Regions from separate parts of the Mus musculus genome. Here region 2 is linked to region 1. Evidence: chromatin loops called from intact Hi-C (ENCODE). Cell type or tissue: heart. All regions are shown on one strand.

Region 1 (8,000 bases):
TTGATGTTAATTAGCCCTGGGGCTAATTATATTTGTTCTCTTGTGAGGGGTTATGAATAAGGACTGAGTCAGTACTCAGGTGATTTCCTGTAAACCTTCCCACCTTAATTTGTAAAATAAAGGAGAGCTGATGATTGGGCAGAAAAAGGGAAGGTGGAGTGGAAGGTTGGGAGAGAGAAGAAGGAGAAAATGGAAGAGGGAGAAGACAAAGAGGAGGAGGAGGAAGAAGAAAAGCAGAGCAGAAGCACATGTCCTGGAGAAACCACAAGTTCTAAGGGCTCTCATAGATGTGGAAGACGGTTGTGTAGTGGTAGATCTGCCCAATCTAGGCACATAGCATGTATCCATATTAATTGTGTTGTGTTTTCATTGCCATGGCATATTTGGGTTGGAGATTTACTGCAACAGAGTAGCAAATAAATATGCAAAAAATGCGCCTTCCCCCTGACCAGGCAACTGAAGGAAGCCCTTGGGACACTATTTCACACCCATCTAAGTGGGAAAGTGGTGGAGGATACTGGTACAGATGTCGCATATGGAGCGCCAGGCTCTCATGCTGATGGACAGACCGTCAGTTCTTTCTTCTGCATAAGAAGATAACTGGACAGCTGTAGGCAGTGGTGCATACCTGTGATTCCAGCTGCTCGGGAACATGGGGTGAGAGGATCACACACTTCAAGTGGCTTAGCAAAGCCCCGTCTCCAGAAGGAAAGAAAACCCTTCCAGTATAGTTGTGAAAATGAAAACTGGGTTGCCAATTGATGCACAGATCCCATTGTTTGTTTGCTTGTTCGTTATTCTACCAGGCTAGAAAACCCCTCACACGTATGTACACAGAGTCACTGTCTTAGTCAGGATTTCTATTCCTGCACAAACATCATGACCAAGAAACAAGTTGGGAAGGAAAGGGTTTATTCGACTTATACTTCCATACTGCTGCTCATCACCAAAGGAAGTCAGGACTGGAACTCAAGCAGGTCAGAAAGCAGGAGCTGATGCAGAGGCCATGGAGGGATGTTCTTTACTGGCTTGCTTCCCCTGGCTTGCTCAGCCTGCTCTCTTATAGAACCAAGACTACCAGCCCAGAGATGGTCCCACCCACAAGGAGCCTTTCCTCCTTGATCACTAATTGAGAAAATGCCTTACAGTTGGATCTCATGGTGGCATTTCCTCAACTGAAGCTCCTTTCTCTGTGATAACTCCAGCTGTGTCAAGTTGACACAAAACTAGCCAGTACAGTCACATATATAGATGATCAGACAGATGATCACGGCTAGAATACATACTGAGAGTTCATGAGGGTCTGACTCCAAACACCAGGACCACATATGTGTACATGCGCATGCGCATGCGCACACGCACGCACGCGCACACACACACACACACACATACACACACACTGTGAAACATTGCAGTTTTATCTGTTATAAAATAGGAAACATCTCATATGTCCAACAAAAAAAAAAAACAAAGTGCAGTCTTACTGCATGCATAAGATAGTTTACTAGGCAGCTTTCAAATAAAACAACCAGTGTGATAGACAGCAACATTCCAGACACTGTAAGGAGACAGGAAATCAAGTTGCAGAATAATATGTAGAGTAAGGTACCATCTACATAAAGGTACAGCTATGTGAAAGGAATGTTTATGGCACATATACAAGCCTAAGTATCCAAGACACATGGAATGCATGATGCATGTTAAAAGGGAGAGAAGGTCAGGAGTGAAGTTATCATGGTGTATACTGCTTCTGCCTCTACTTACAATGTTTATTCCTTTTTGAAAAAATCTAAAGCAAGTGTGGGTACAAAATATTAGCAACCATGTAGATGAATATGGGAACAGGTGTTCAGTCCATTTTCTCTGTATGTTTGCATATTTCTTTTCTTCTTCTTTTTTTCTTTTTTCTTTTGCTAAGAAGAATGCTTTGGAAACCATAACAACAGCTGGAGTAGGAGGTAAGTTAGTTTTTTGTTGCTACTATAAACACTATGACCAAAAGCAAGTTGAGCAAGAAAGGGTTTATTTCATCTTATAGTTGTAGTCCTTCACTGAGGGAAGTCAGAACAGGCGCTTGAGGCAAGAGCTGAAACAGAGGCCATGGAGGGATGCTGCTTACTGGCTTGCCCCCCCTGACTCGCTCAGCCTGTTTTGTTATAGAACCCAGGACCACCAACCCAGGGCAACATTGCCTACAGTGAGCTGGACACTCCCACATCAAATGTTGATCAAGTAAGTGAAAGCTGGTCATGGGGTCAAGGCTACATAGCAAGACCATGTCCAAAAAGAAAAAGAAGTGGCGGAGGAGGAGGAAGAGGAAGAAGAGGGAGAGAAAAGAAGAGAAGAGAAAAGAAGAGAAGAGAAGAGAAGAGAAGAGAAGAGAAGAGAAGAGAAGAGAAGAGAAGAGAAGAGAAGAGAGAAGGGAAGGGAAGGGAAGGGAAGGGAAGGGAAGGGAAGGGAAGGGAAGGGAAGGGAAGGAAAGGGAAGGGAAGGGAAGGGAAAATAAGACGAAAGAAAAGCGTCAGACATGGTGTCTGGTTCACACCTTTAATCCCAGCACTAGAGAGACTGAGGCAGTTGGCTCTCTGTGAGTTCAAGGTCAACCTGGTCTACACAGTTCTAGAATATCCAAGGAGACCTTTTCTCAAGAAAACAAAAAACCAAAAAACAGCAAATAAAATTTGAAAATAAAATAGTTTATAATCTATGCATGTTCTCCCATAGCTTCAGGTCATCTCTAGATCACTTGGAGCTCCATGTAAGTTGCTTTATATGTATAAGGTGAAAGTGAATATCCTACTAGAAAGAATTAATGTGTTACCCGTCAGTTGGCTGAAGCCTTCCTGCTCACCCTGGGTGTTAGTCATGAGCTAACAAGACAAATGCTCTTCAAGTCGTTTGGTAGCTTTTGTGTCCCTCAGTATTTGACAGTAGCACGGATTAGCATCAGTCAAACAGGGCAGCAGTAGGCACCTTCTGGGGTTAGGGCTCTCTACAGGACTTGGGAACTGGGACCCTTAACTCTTGTATAGATCTAGTATTCTAGTTTACTTTGCCATTGGTACAATAGAATACCTTGAACTTATGGAAGGAAGGGTTTATTTTGACTTATGGACCCTGTGGGATGAGAATCCATCAAAGGCATCTTGAAGCATGGTAACAGACAGATGGCATGATGCTAGGAGCAGCAGAAGCTGAGGCCTCAGATCTTCAAGCAGGAGCTTGGCAGAGAGAGCAAACCTGGACTAGAGGAACACTTAAACCCCAGTGACACACTTCCTTCAGCAAGAACACACCTCCTAAGCCTCTCCCAGCTGGGGACCAAGTGTTCAAATACTTAACCCTTCGGGGGAGATTCTCATTCAAACCACACATACAGGAGGTTAGGATTTCTGAGCTCTTGGCAGCAACTGGCATCACAGCTTCTGGGCAGCCTATGCCCTGGGGTTCCTCAGCCCTTGAGACAAGCAGTGTGTTATCTCCTGGGCTAGGGTTTTCTGAGATACTTGGCTGGTCCTAAAAGCTCGACAGCTCTCTGAAACTCTTCCAACATCCAGGACCTGCACTCTATTTTCTCTATCTATTTATAGCTTTCTTTAGCTTCAGCACTTCACTGGCTTCATTTCTGCCCACCCCCGCCCTCATTCCTGTCCTGGCCACTATCTTGAACTGGTCATGTGTCTCTCCTTCAGCTGTTAAGCAGCTAGACACTTCTCAGTGCCGCAGCTTGGCCTCTGGACCACTTAGGGCTGCCTTTCCTTCAGCTGTCAAGCTGAAGGCTGCCCTGCCACTTCTGCAACTCAGGCTGGCAACTACTTAGCTGACATTGCCACTGCTGATCTAGATCACCTTATGTCTCTGCTGCTTCGTGTTACCAGCCCAGCCCGTGCTGCTGAAAAGTGGTCAAGAGGTCACTAGAGATGAGGTTTTTGGCTGTTGTGTCCTCAAAGAGGCAGAAGAGGAGGATGTCCCCCAAGCTGGCTATCTAAGTGAACTTTATGTAACAGAATGGGTGGCTTGGATCAATCACAGCACAACTCACTAGCAAATGAAGGTCTGTGTTTCCACCAATCACAGTGTGCTTTACATAAGAATGGAGGGAAATCAAGTTTGGGTTTGTACACATCTTTACCTTCCCTCTTTAGCACCAGTCACAGCAACCCCTTTCTTAGGCTATCAAGAGAAGTGCTCCTTCTCTGACGGTAGAAGGGTACTCTAGTTGGCTGCCAGTCTTTTCCTCACCATGGCTGGGGCATCAAAGAACAGTCTAACAGCTGCCAATAGAGGGTCACATTGCCCCATCGTTCAAAAGCTTCCTTATTGACAGAAAGTGAAACTAGGCATGCTCACCCTTAAGAACTTAGAGAATTCATCATTGACACTACCAATAATTTTAAAAGATTCCAACAATCCTTTAGCAAATCTTTCTTTTTAAAAAAAATTATTTATTTTTATTTATATGAGTACACTGTAGCTGTCTTCAGACACACCCCAGAAGTTTGCATCGGATTCCATTACAGATGGTTGTGAGCCACCATGTGGTTGCTGGGAATTGAAGTCAGGTTCTCTGGAAGAGCAGTCAGTGCTCTTAACCACTGAGCCATCTCTCCAGCCAATTTATTTGTTTTTAGTGTTTGCGTGTGTTTTGCCTCCATGTATGTCTGTACACCAGATGCATGCAGTACCTGAGGAGGCCAGAAGGCGTCAGATCCTCTGGAATTGGAGTTAGACAGTTGTGAGCTGCCCTGTGGGTGCTGAAAATCAAACTCTGGTCTTCTAGAAGAGCTGAAGTCCTTTTAACCTCTGAGCCATCTCTCCAACCTTTGTTATAGTACCTGTCAATGGTCCAGAGAAGTTTCCTCTACCCACCCCTCAACCAGCCCATCCACAACCTGCTCACACCCACCCTCACTGCCCCCTCAGCCCCACCCCTCAGCCCACCCACACTCACACCACCCCACTCATATCCACACCTATGCCCCGCCCATACACCCCTACCCTCTGCCTTCTATCTGTTAGGAGGAAAGGCTTATTTTGTCCCATATTTTGGAGGGTTTAGTACTAGGTGCTTGGCCCCATGTGGTGTTGGGAGTTTGTCTGGGAGATGGCTCTCACCTCATGGCTGATATGAGGCAGAGAGATAATGGGAAAGACCAGGACAAAAATGACCCCAAAAGTTACCCTTCTCAGTTACTTGCTTCCTCCAACTAGGCCCCCACTCCTACCCTTCACCTTCTAACATAGACCTCAGATTATGAATCTATTAAGATACAGGAACATTCATGAGGTCGGAGTCTTAAGATCTAATCCTGTCTGAAAAATACCATCACAGACACATCTCGAAGTGTGTGTGGTTAACATCCTAAGTTGTTTCTCAATCTAGTAACATTGACAGCCTACTTTCTAGAATAGTGACCAGGAAAATGTGTGTACATTAAGCCCATATGCAATTTTTTTTCTGATTATTTTTCATTTAGGTCAACAGGAGCCATGGACAGTCTTCAGACACAGGGCTGACTGTGACCCAGAGGACAATAGCTTGAAAAGCATACAGTGCTTGTGTTTCAGTGTTTCTTGTTTGGTTGGTTGTTGTTTTTCTACCGGAAACTTCTACAAGGTGGTCTGTTGACCTTTTTCTTTCTGGTACTTACTTCCTTGAGGTCTTCTGGTAGACGTTTTCCAATTTCCTTTCCACTGTTCTGCACTCAGAGCTAAAGACGGCTGGGATGTGGCATGGCTTTTTTCCCCACCTTTTCCTTTTCCTAATGGATTTCTTTGCCAACGTTTCACTAGGACTTTGAAATCTGTGTTCATACATTTGTTGACCTGCACACGTCCTTTTAAAATACGGACTCTGTGCACACACAAGGAGGCTCAGTACTTCATAACTCAGAGAGAAGAGAACACTTGTTACTTCCTGTAAGGAGTCCTATCCTCCACAGGGGGAAATGGTTTAAGGGCGGTTTTGTATCTATGTGTTTAAATTGAATTTAGTTCTAAAGTCATACTTCCTGGGAATGGCGAGATGGAAGGACAGTTAAGAACATGTATTACTCTTCTAAAGGACCTGAGGTCAATTATCTAGTGAGTCACCTAGAACTCCAGCTCTGGGGGATCTGACACCTCTAGTCTCCATGAGCACCCACATACACATGAACTCGTATACACACTGACACATATACGCACATATACATACATAGGTACACATGATTAAAAATAAAACAGCGGGGCTGGTGAGATGGCTCAGTGGGTAGGAGCACCCGACTGCTCTTCCGAAGGTCCAGAGTTCAAACTCCAGCAACCACATGGTGGCTCACAACCATCCGTAATGAGATCTGACTCCCTCTTCTGGAGTGTCTGAAGACAGCTACAGTGTACTTACATATAATAAATAAATAAATAAATCTTAAAAAAAAAAAATAAAACAGCTCTTTCCTTTTGTGGCCATTGCTAGATCGCAGCCACCAAAGTGAAATTCAATCCCTTCGTGACTTCTGATGGAAGCAAGAATCGCAAACAGTGTTTCAGTGCACCTCCTCCCATTTGAAGGAAGATCATCTCTTCCCCTCTTTCCAAAGAGATGAGACATGTATAATGGTCTGTGGCCATTCAAAAGGATGACGAAGTTCAGGTTGCTCAAGGACACTGCAAAGGTCAGCAGATGGCAAAGTGGCCCAAGTGTGCAGGATGAAATAGGTCATGTACATTGAACGAGTCCATCCAGAGAAGACTAATGGCACAGATGTCCATGTGGGCATCCATCACCAGGCTAATGCGGGACATGGACCGAAAGAAGATCCTGGAGAGGAAAGCCAAGTCCTGACAAGTAAGAAAGGAGAAGGGCAAATACAGGGAAGAAATGATGGAGAAGATGCAGGAGTAGAGGCGTTGCATACAGGATTTTCATTAAAGACTGCTTAAGAAAAATATATATGTACCTATATGTATGTATGTATATGCATATATATGCATATATGTATGTGTGTATGTATATACGTATATGTATATACACATGTACATACATATACACATATACATACATTATACATACATACTTATACATATATATATACATATATACATTATATATACATATACATATATACATATGCATACATAAATAAACATATATGTGTGTATATATATGCCATATTTCCTGCTGTATATCATACCCCTACCCCCAATTTCAGGCCTCACACTGTCTGTGGCCTTCCTTAAGAAGTTCCTTGTCCCAAGCTGTAGCTCAGAGGAAGGGGATTTGTCTAGCATGTTCAAGGCTCTGAATTCAAACCCCAGGACTGCCCCCGGCCCCCAATTCTAACCAGAATAAAATAGATTGGGATTGGAGAGATGGTCCAGCAGTTAAGAGCACTGGCTGCTCTTCCAGAGGTCCTGAATTCAAGTCCCAGCATCCACAATGCCTTCTTCTGGTCCAACAATTCAATTCACGGTCCAATGGCTTCTTCTGGTCTGCAGGCATACATGCAGACAAAGCACCCGTACCCATAAAAAAAGAAAAAGTTCCCTGTCCATTAAACCAAGGGGAAGCTAGCTCCACCACCACCTTTTCCTTTTGTGTATCTATTTTAAATGAAGTCACAGCATTTTGCCGAGGCTGGTCTTTAACTCCTGGGCTTAACTTCCCCTACCTCAGCTTCCTAGTAGCTGGGACTATAGGTGCACACCACCATGCTGAGACCCATTACCCCTGCATTCCTTTTTTTGTTTTGTTTTTTTGTTTGTTTGGTTTTTTTCGAGACAGGGTTTCTCTGTGTAGCCCTGGCTGTCCTGGAACTCACTCTGTAGACTAGGCTCACCTCGAACTCAGAAATCCACCTGCTGCCTCTCCTGCATTTCTTTTGATCCTCACAAGTGCCTCTCTGCCCCCTTAGGGACCCAAGGGACTGTTGACTGATTTCTCTTCAACAGTGTTGGTGGTGGACTGGGGTAGACTACATTCAGACCTTTCTTTTCTTGGCATTGCTACCACCCTCAAACTT
Region 2 (8,000 bases), 51 kb after region 1:
GTGAGACATAGCATAAGTGGATCATGAGCATCGCTGTTGTGGGTTCAGCATCCCTCCTGACCAGTCCTGTGTCAAACAGGCCAGGGTAGGGAGGAGAGAGATGGGGAAAAGGCCTGGAATAGTTTTGTGGCAGAGATGAAATCAGGATCACTTGAAACTCTAGAGGAAAGGAGACAAAATGGCTTAAGTCATGGTAAGGGCACCCTGCAAATATAGGAAAAATGGAAGAAGTTAATTTGGGGGATAAAGGAGGTTTTAGGACCAACCAAATCACTGAATACCATCTACATTAAAGTGGGGAGTGACTCTCATCAAACACAACTGGACATTGTCCCCTGTGCTCACAAGTATGGCCTCTGTTTGGTGGTAGTCTGGGCAGATGTTTTAAGGACACAAGCAGCAGCTATTTGTCACCACCCTCAAAGTTCATGTTCTTAGATCCTGACAGAAAACCTAGTGGTGTGGCTGGAGAGGTAGGTAGTTAAGAGCAGTGGCTGCTCTTCCAAAAGACACAGGATCCATTTCTCAGCACCCACATGGTATCTTACAACTATCTATAACTCCAGTTCCAGGAGATCCTCTTCAGCAGGCACCAGGCATGCATGTGGTGCACACATATACATGCAGACAAAACATCCATACACATAGAAATAAAATGCACAAAAGAGTTATTGAAAAAAAAGGAAAAAACAAAACTCCTGGCATTGCCATTGGCTTAGGAATTCCAGGTTCATATAGATCACTGCCTTACGAGATGCCTTAGTTACTTTTATATTGTTGTGATAAAACATCATGACCAACGCAACTTAGAGAAGGAGGAGTTTATTTGGGGCTTCTGGCTCCTGAGGGACCGTCACAGCAGGGAAGCTTGGCAGCGAGCAGATGAAAAGTCACACCTGGAACTGCAGACAGGAAGCGGAACATACTCAAAATGAAACCTCAAGGCCCACCCCAAGTGACACACTTCCTCCGGCAAGGCTATGCCTCCAAAGCCTCCGTACACAGCCACCTTCCTGATCTAGCCCAACGTCAGTGGGCAACTGCCCCATGAGAACCAGATGGGTTTGGAAACTGGGCTTCTATTCTGAGCCCTGGAATTTCTGTGGTTTCTAAAGGCCTTGTGTTTTGGCAGCACCTGCTACCTCTCTTTGAGACGGTGTTGTTTTGTCCCCGCACTGTGTCCATTAAGATATAAAGCTTTGTTCCTTCCTACATTTCTTAGCTTGGCAACATTTAAAGGGGTATATGTGCGAGTGTGTGTGTGTGTGTGTGTGTGTGTGTGTGTGTAAGTGATGTGGGAGGGGCCATCAGAGGCTGCAGCAGTGCAGGTTTGGCAACACGCAGAATGTTCTCCCAGACAGCACAGGACTCCATCCCCCCTTCTTTCATGTACCACTTGTCTTCATTCCCCGGAACAAGTCTTTTCACGCTCCCATACATAGCCATCCTTTCTCTGACCTTGATTCCTGTCACCATTTCACCTTAAATTGTGGTGGCTTTCAAAGGGATTTTGTTCAACATAGTCATCTCCCTCCCCACGGGGCACCTGAACGCCACCTCTGAAGGTGGCACACTTTATTCTCACTGTACTGACTTGGTTGGTATCATAGCAACCATTTGTACTTCTAGCTCTTGGGTGCACTTACGGATGGTGACGCAGACTAAAGTGAATGGTACCAATGTGAGTCAGATCTGGTTCAATCCAGATAACTTGTGTGACCCAAGGCACAACCACCACACCTTATCGAATCTTTTGTCAGCTATAAGTAGGAGCAATAAACACCATCTTAAAGGGAAACACTTTACCACAGGCCTGGCTTTCGTAAGCAGTGCCTTCCCAGGATCATGGCTGAGTGCCAAGGGATAAAAGCTGGCACACAGCAGCTCTACAGCTGGGAGAGAGAGGGGGGCAAAGGGGGAATGGCTGCAAGAGCAGACTGTTGTTTGGCTTAATGTCTCTGGAAGGTTCCATCCATCCTTGAGATTCTGCAGGATATCAATGCAAGCCATGGGGGATGTATATGGCTTAGGAAAATCATGGAAGAAAAGCTGCCTGGGACACTGGGGAGCTGGGAGCTGCCGGGAAGCCTGACCTTGCATGATTTAGCACCTGGTTTTCTTGGCTCTTCCGTCCTATGACTTGCTGGCTTTGCATCACATGGACGGGAGGAGGTGCCAGGGAGTTGCATTAAACCTGTCAAACAGAGGGGGAGAGGACTGTGGGAGGGGGAGGGGCCAAGCCGAGAAAGCTGATAGTACAGTAATGCCATCTGGACTTGGCGGGGAAGACAGCCTGAGGTCAGATGGAACCAACAGACAGAGCAGACTAAACCACTGCTGACTCCCAGAATCTCCTATGTAGAAGAAGATCTGGTTTATTATAAAGGGAGGATGAGGGACCCTGAATGACCGGAGAACTGGTAAGGTTTTTGTGAAGGCAAGACTAGCCAGGTGCCTCCTGTGTCTAGCCTTACCTGGAAGTTCCCAGAGAGCAGAAATATGGGAGAGCTGGCCAGTCCTGGCCCACAAGAGCGGGTACTTCTTACTCAAGAGTCTTGTGAGGTGGTTACTAAGCACAGTCACCAGATATGATCAAATTGGGTAAGTCTGTGACTACAATATGTTTCATATAGAGGCTGAGTTTGTTGTGGTTCTGTTGGTAATTAAAATGCCCACATAGCATACGTGAAGCCCTGAGTTCAATCCCCAGCAGTGGAGAAAACCAGACAGCCCACACCTGTGATCCCAGCACCCAGAAAGAGACAACCGGACTAAGCATTCTAGGTCACCCTGGGCTACATCCAATGGCAGAAATTGATGAAAACCCTGGCTTGAGTTTAATAAGCAAACACTCAAAACCTTTTTTTTTTTTTTGGTTTTTTTCGAGACAGGGTTTCTCTGTGTAGCCCTGGCTGTCCTGGAACTCACTCTGTAGACTCAGAGATCCGCCTGCCTCTGCCTCCCGAGTGCTGGGATTAAAGGCATGTGCCACCACGCCCGGCTAAACACTCAAAATTTAAACTTAATCCCAGGACCCAGAGCAAAGGCAAGCAGATCTCAGTGAGTTCAAGGCTAGCCTGGTCTATATAGTAAGTTCCAGACCAGGCAGGAATGCACAGGGACACCCTATCTCGAAAACAAACCAATGAGAAAGAAGAGGAGGAGGAGAGCAGGAGAAGAGGAGGAGGAAGAAGAGGAGGAGGAAGAGGAGGAAGAACCTCAAAATCTCACAGTTCCTTCCCTGGTCTTTTGCATTCTTGGGTTATTTGTATTTGTGAGATGGGACTATGACCTAATAGGATGCCAGTCCGTATCCCTTCCCTACCTCACGGTGCAGTGATGTCACACTGGGTAGCTTGGAATCCACTGCGGTAGAGGTTTCTGTACCACAACGATGGGCAAACACCACAGATGAAGTTTGTATCCTTCAAGGGTCAGCACAGCAGTGCCACTGGGTGACGGGAGAAGGAAAACACGTACAAGCTCAGGAAGGCCTCAGCTCTGGGGAGGTAGGGTGTGTGAAGGCTTTCCTGGAAGCCAGTGACCTGGAGAAGCTTGCGTGATCCTTTTGAATTCAGGCAGACTACTTGCCAACATGGCTTTCTGCTAATTCTGCCTAGCTTCTTTTTTTCACATGGAGAAAAAAAAATCTGTTTCCTTTGCCTGGGAAATTTGGGAGTGATTATGAGACTCAGTCTCCCCTATGGGAAACACCTAGGCTAAGCTCCCTTGGGGAGAGTCCACTGTGGGTTTCCCCCGCACAACTGGTAAACAGAGTGTGCTGTAAAGAAATAACAGACGTTAACTGGAAAGCCAAAGAGCTCATTTGCAAGCCGATTTTACAGCGACAACAAAGTTAACTCCCCCAAAAGGGAAGAAATCAGTTTAAAATGACTTGCTCTTCTTTGCTTTCTTATTAAGATTATTACTGCGGACCAGAATGCTTCACTCGCCTTTGTGCGCTGTGGCTTTTGGACATCCGTTTAAGTAAGAGTCACATGCTGAATCTCCATTTTATTATTTTCATATCATAAAATGAGGGGGATGCTTCAGAGAGACGCCATCCTATTCACTGGCGCACCAGCTGCATTCTGAAAAAACCATAATTTTCCTTTCAAACCCAGAGTGTTGTCTGAATTGTAACAGCTCCCTGTTGTCAAGTTGATGGGGGAAAACACTGTTGCAGATGGTGAGAGCTTGTCTGGGCCGCCTGCCACGCTCTCCTGCACTGACTCGCCAATTACAATTCAAACCACGTGGGAGACTTAAAAGCTGTTTTAAATGGCAGCCTGGTGCAGACAGGAGTCTTCCGGGATTGAGAGACTCTGCATCCACCCGAAGAGCTCTGACTGGCCAGTGGGACCATCACGGCTGCTCTTGCCTAACCTTTCAAGAGGCTTCTTGGATAAAGAGCTGTGATAGGACTGTCCAGGGTGACAGGCCTCAAGTCCCTGGACTAAGGCTATTCCCAGCAGCAGCAGGCAGATCAGGAATTCAAGCCAAGGTGAGAGTCAGGGTGAGCGTCAGCCGCTGAAGCCAAAGACACCTTCACCCCAAACGCTGTCAGCGACCTTTCTTTCCTTTTCATACTTATTTTTTTAAGAAAAATTATATTTTCCTTTATGTATATGTATATAATCTGAGCGAATGAATGCCATGTGGGTGAATGACTGTCATGTGAGTGTAGTGCTCACAGAAGCCAGAAGAGGGCATCAGATCCCCTGGAGTTACAAGTAGTTGTGATGACAGCTTTGGAATGTGGTTTTTGGTACAACTGTACTGAGTTGAGCACTGTAGCTCTATTCCTCCTTTTGATGCTATCTCTGTTTTGACTACACCCCTGGGGAGGAGGTGGAGGTAGCCCTTGCTGCAGTTCTCCACTAAGCCTGCCCCAATCCCAATGTCAGCCCCCTTACTCTCTGCCCATGGAAGTGTAGAGGCCATTGGACCAGCCAGCCCCAGGCTTTGCTGGATCTCTTCCCCTGGGAGTTTGCCAGTGTCAGTGTTGTGAAGGAGACGAGACGGTGGCCCCCGTAGTCTAGAGGTTTCTACTGACTTCAGGCATAGCTACCATGATCTGCTTCAGAGTCTCCAGCTCTGGGATTTCACCACCAACCATGTGTGCAGTCCTCAGCAGTCACGCTGCCCTGCAGCACAAGTGTGTGGGGACTCGATGACCTCCCTGGAGGTGTTTGTTAAGACTTAACCTAATGGGATTCCCCACAACTTCTCTTGCTTCCCTACAGAGATGTCACCTGGCTTGCTAAGTTCCTTTACACTACAGTTGATTTTTACAGGGACAGAGGTTGTGTCTACTGCCCAGAGTTTCTTTCACCAAGTCTTCCAGTTAGGTTTCTAATCTGACATCATCTCTGGAAGTTCTCTGTTTGAACAAGGGTCTTCCTTTGAGGCTCTTGTTGTCTGGGGGTCACTAGCACAGACTAGAGAATAAAGTAGCTAGGACAAGTGGACTCTAAGTGACAAAGACCAAAGAATGTGACTTTCTCGAATTACGGTTTACAAGATGGGCCTAGGGTCTCAGAAGAGGGGCTGCAGGAGAGGTCTGCCATACACTTAAGGAGTGGTTCTCACATGTCTGCCCCTGTAGGGTCTGGAATGAGCTATGTTCATCCACTCTGACATGCTACACTGTCCCTCTTTCCTACGTTCTTCTCACTGTTTCCAAGCTCCAGTTACTAAGAGAGAATCTCTCCTTCAAGGATGGGAGTGCTGGAGAGCTGACTCCATCAGTAAGAACACCCACCACTCTTGCAAGGAACCTGGGTTTGGTTCCCAGCAGTCACTTGGTGGTTCACAGCCATGAGTATCTCCAGTCCCAGGGGATCCACTTCTGGCCTCCACAGGCACTGTACATGGTACCCAGACATACACTCAGGCAAATACTCATGCACATAAATTAGAAATAAAAATCTCAAAAACTGTTTCCATATGCTGTTGTCTCATGTGGCAACATTACCAATATGCCTTGACACCATTAATTCTCAGTCCTTATTCTGGTTAGCCCAGGCATCCAGAACTCCACAGAGCTCCGGCATAGGCCAGTGGGATTGTCATGGCAAGAGGTATTAGGAGAGAGTAGTAATTGCTGCCCGGCCACCTTGTCTGTGGCTCTGGCAGAAATGGGTAGAGTGGTGCCCGATGGAAAGACCTTTGGGCTGGGTATAGTCGCCCTAAGCTGAAAGATGTTGGGACTGCCTCTCCTTTGATTCCTGGTGTCCTGTGGTGTTCTGGGTCCTCCAAGCTTCCTGCTCCTATTCCCACCTATCTGTCTCACGGATACCCACTGCTTCTCCATTGGCTGCTGCTGTCACTGCAGACTCTTCCTAACTCGGAGAATAGGTTTCTCCCACACCTTGTGCTCTTCAACCAAGCATAGGATAGTTTAGCTCAGTGACACAGATCTTTAGTCTAACTTGTATATTTCTTTCTTAGACTAGCTTGGCTGAAATCCTCAAAGCAAGAGAACATTTGAGAAGCAATACCCTCTTGATCCCAAAGTCTATGACCAAAGAAATACAACAGCCAGGAGTTTCTTGTTATCAAAGACTTAGCTAGGATAATATGTGACTATAGTCCTCATTGTATAGTATCAGACTTATGTCAATTGCCTGGTGAGACCAAGGCAATGCACTTGTTTGTTTGTTTTTCCTTATATAAAATATATATTGGGGGCTAAAATGGCACCATATCTGCAACTTACTTTCAAGGTTCAGAAAACAATAGAGATGTATAGAGAAAACGATAAAGCCCATGCGGTAGAATGAACACAGGGAGTGGGGAGGTGGGAGCTGGATGGAAGCAAGGCATCATGGGAGTTCTGAGGCCACATGTCAGCCTCCGGGGCTCCTTTGCCTCTGCTCCATCATGCGTTCAGTTTCCTCACTCAGGGTTTCTTCTCTTCCTTCTCCACACATCATCCCTCCGTGATCTCTGTTGTCAAGGTATTCATGACCATGCACATGACAATCATCAAATTTCTCTCTTGAACTCTGGTTCCTTTTCTGAATATCCAGTTACTCACCTCTCAGCCCCTCTCTGTCTCATAAGCATCTCCAAGTCACTGTATCCCAACAGGTTTTCCCCTGCTCTCTGGGGCTTTTCTCCTGGGTGCACAATGCCAGCAACTTGCTCAAACCAGAAAAAAAAAAAATCCCAGGGGTCATTTTTGGCTTATCTGCCCCTGCTGCCCCCTTACATACAACTGTGTTTCTTGTAGTGAGATTTAGTTTTCAAACTATGAGCTCTTTTGTTACCTCCCCCTTTTCCCAACCCTATTTATTAGGATCTTTGGGGAAATCTAAAACCTTGACAAAAATTTGCCAGCAAGTAACAATGTTGGTACTGTTTAAGTGTGGCTCAGTTAATAACCTTGTTTTTATGATTTTAAAAGTTATAACTGGCTGCTTGTTTATATATTTGCTATTTTGAAACTTTTAAAATTACATTTATTTACCCATCCATTGTGTGTACGTGTGCATGCGCATGCACACGCCGTGGTGCATACACCAAGGAGCTGTGTGTGTAAAGGAATCAGTTCCATCCTTTGACAGTGTGGCTCCTGGGGACAGGACTCGGGTGGTCAGGTTTGGAGGCAAGTGCCTTTACCGCCATCCACCAGTCACTACTCCCACCTCATCAGTCTCTGAAACTGTGTTTGAATATGAACAAACATGAAATACAATCTCCACCCCATTGCCATTGATCTGATAGATTGGCATAGACATTGTATCAAGTGAAACGGAGGCAAATTCTGTCACTCAAATCATGCTGCTGCATCACTTTTGAAACACTTCTTGACCAAATGTTTGTTTCACGTGAGCTCCTGGGCCTGCAGGATGTCGTTCCTCATGGTCATTGTGAACACGGAGTTGCCTCATCTGCACCTGGAGCTGCGGCCGGGCATGGTGAGACTTAGAGGTGGTGGAGCCATTTGGGGAGACTTGTGGTCATCCGAGGCCCTTTGGAACAGCACGGTCCAG

Evidence for each region. A loop is a pair of places that touch in the nucleus more often than their neighbours do. Peaks named below come from ENCODE experiments on the same cell type or tissue, not always from the same donor. Only the 100,000 strongest peaks of a DNase experiment are listed, where the experiment ranks them.
Region 2: it touches region 1 in a loop (2.0-fold over the local background); 2 of 42 quality-filtered maps call a loop at or near these places.

Annotation. Positions count from the first base shown.
Region 1 is chr4:119,508,531-119,516,530 of GRCm38, reverse strand. No RefSeq gene overlaps it. Among named protein-coding and RNA genes, the nearest start is that of Rimkla, 20 kb to the right of the region's middle. In heart, no CTCF peak of the experiment used is centred here; a DNase peak (open chromatin) is centred at 3,660; H3K27ac peaks cover 1,744 bases.
Region 2 is chr4:119,457,206-119,465,205 of GRCm38, reverse strand. No RefSeq gene overlaps it. Among named protein-coding and RNA genes, the nearest start is that of Rimkla, 31 kb to the left of the region's middle. In heart, CTCF peaks have their summits at 2,148 and 4,702 (motif pointing right); DNase peaks (open chromatin) are centred at 2,175 and 4,255; H3K27ac peaks cover 1,310 bases; H3K27me3 peaks cover 432 bases.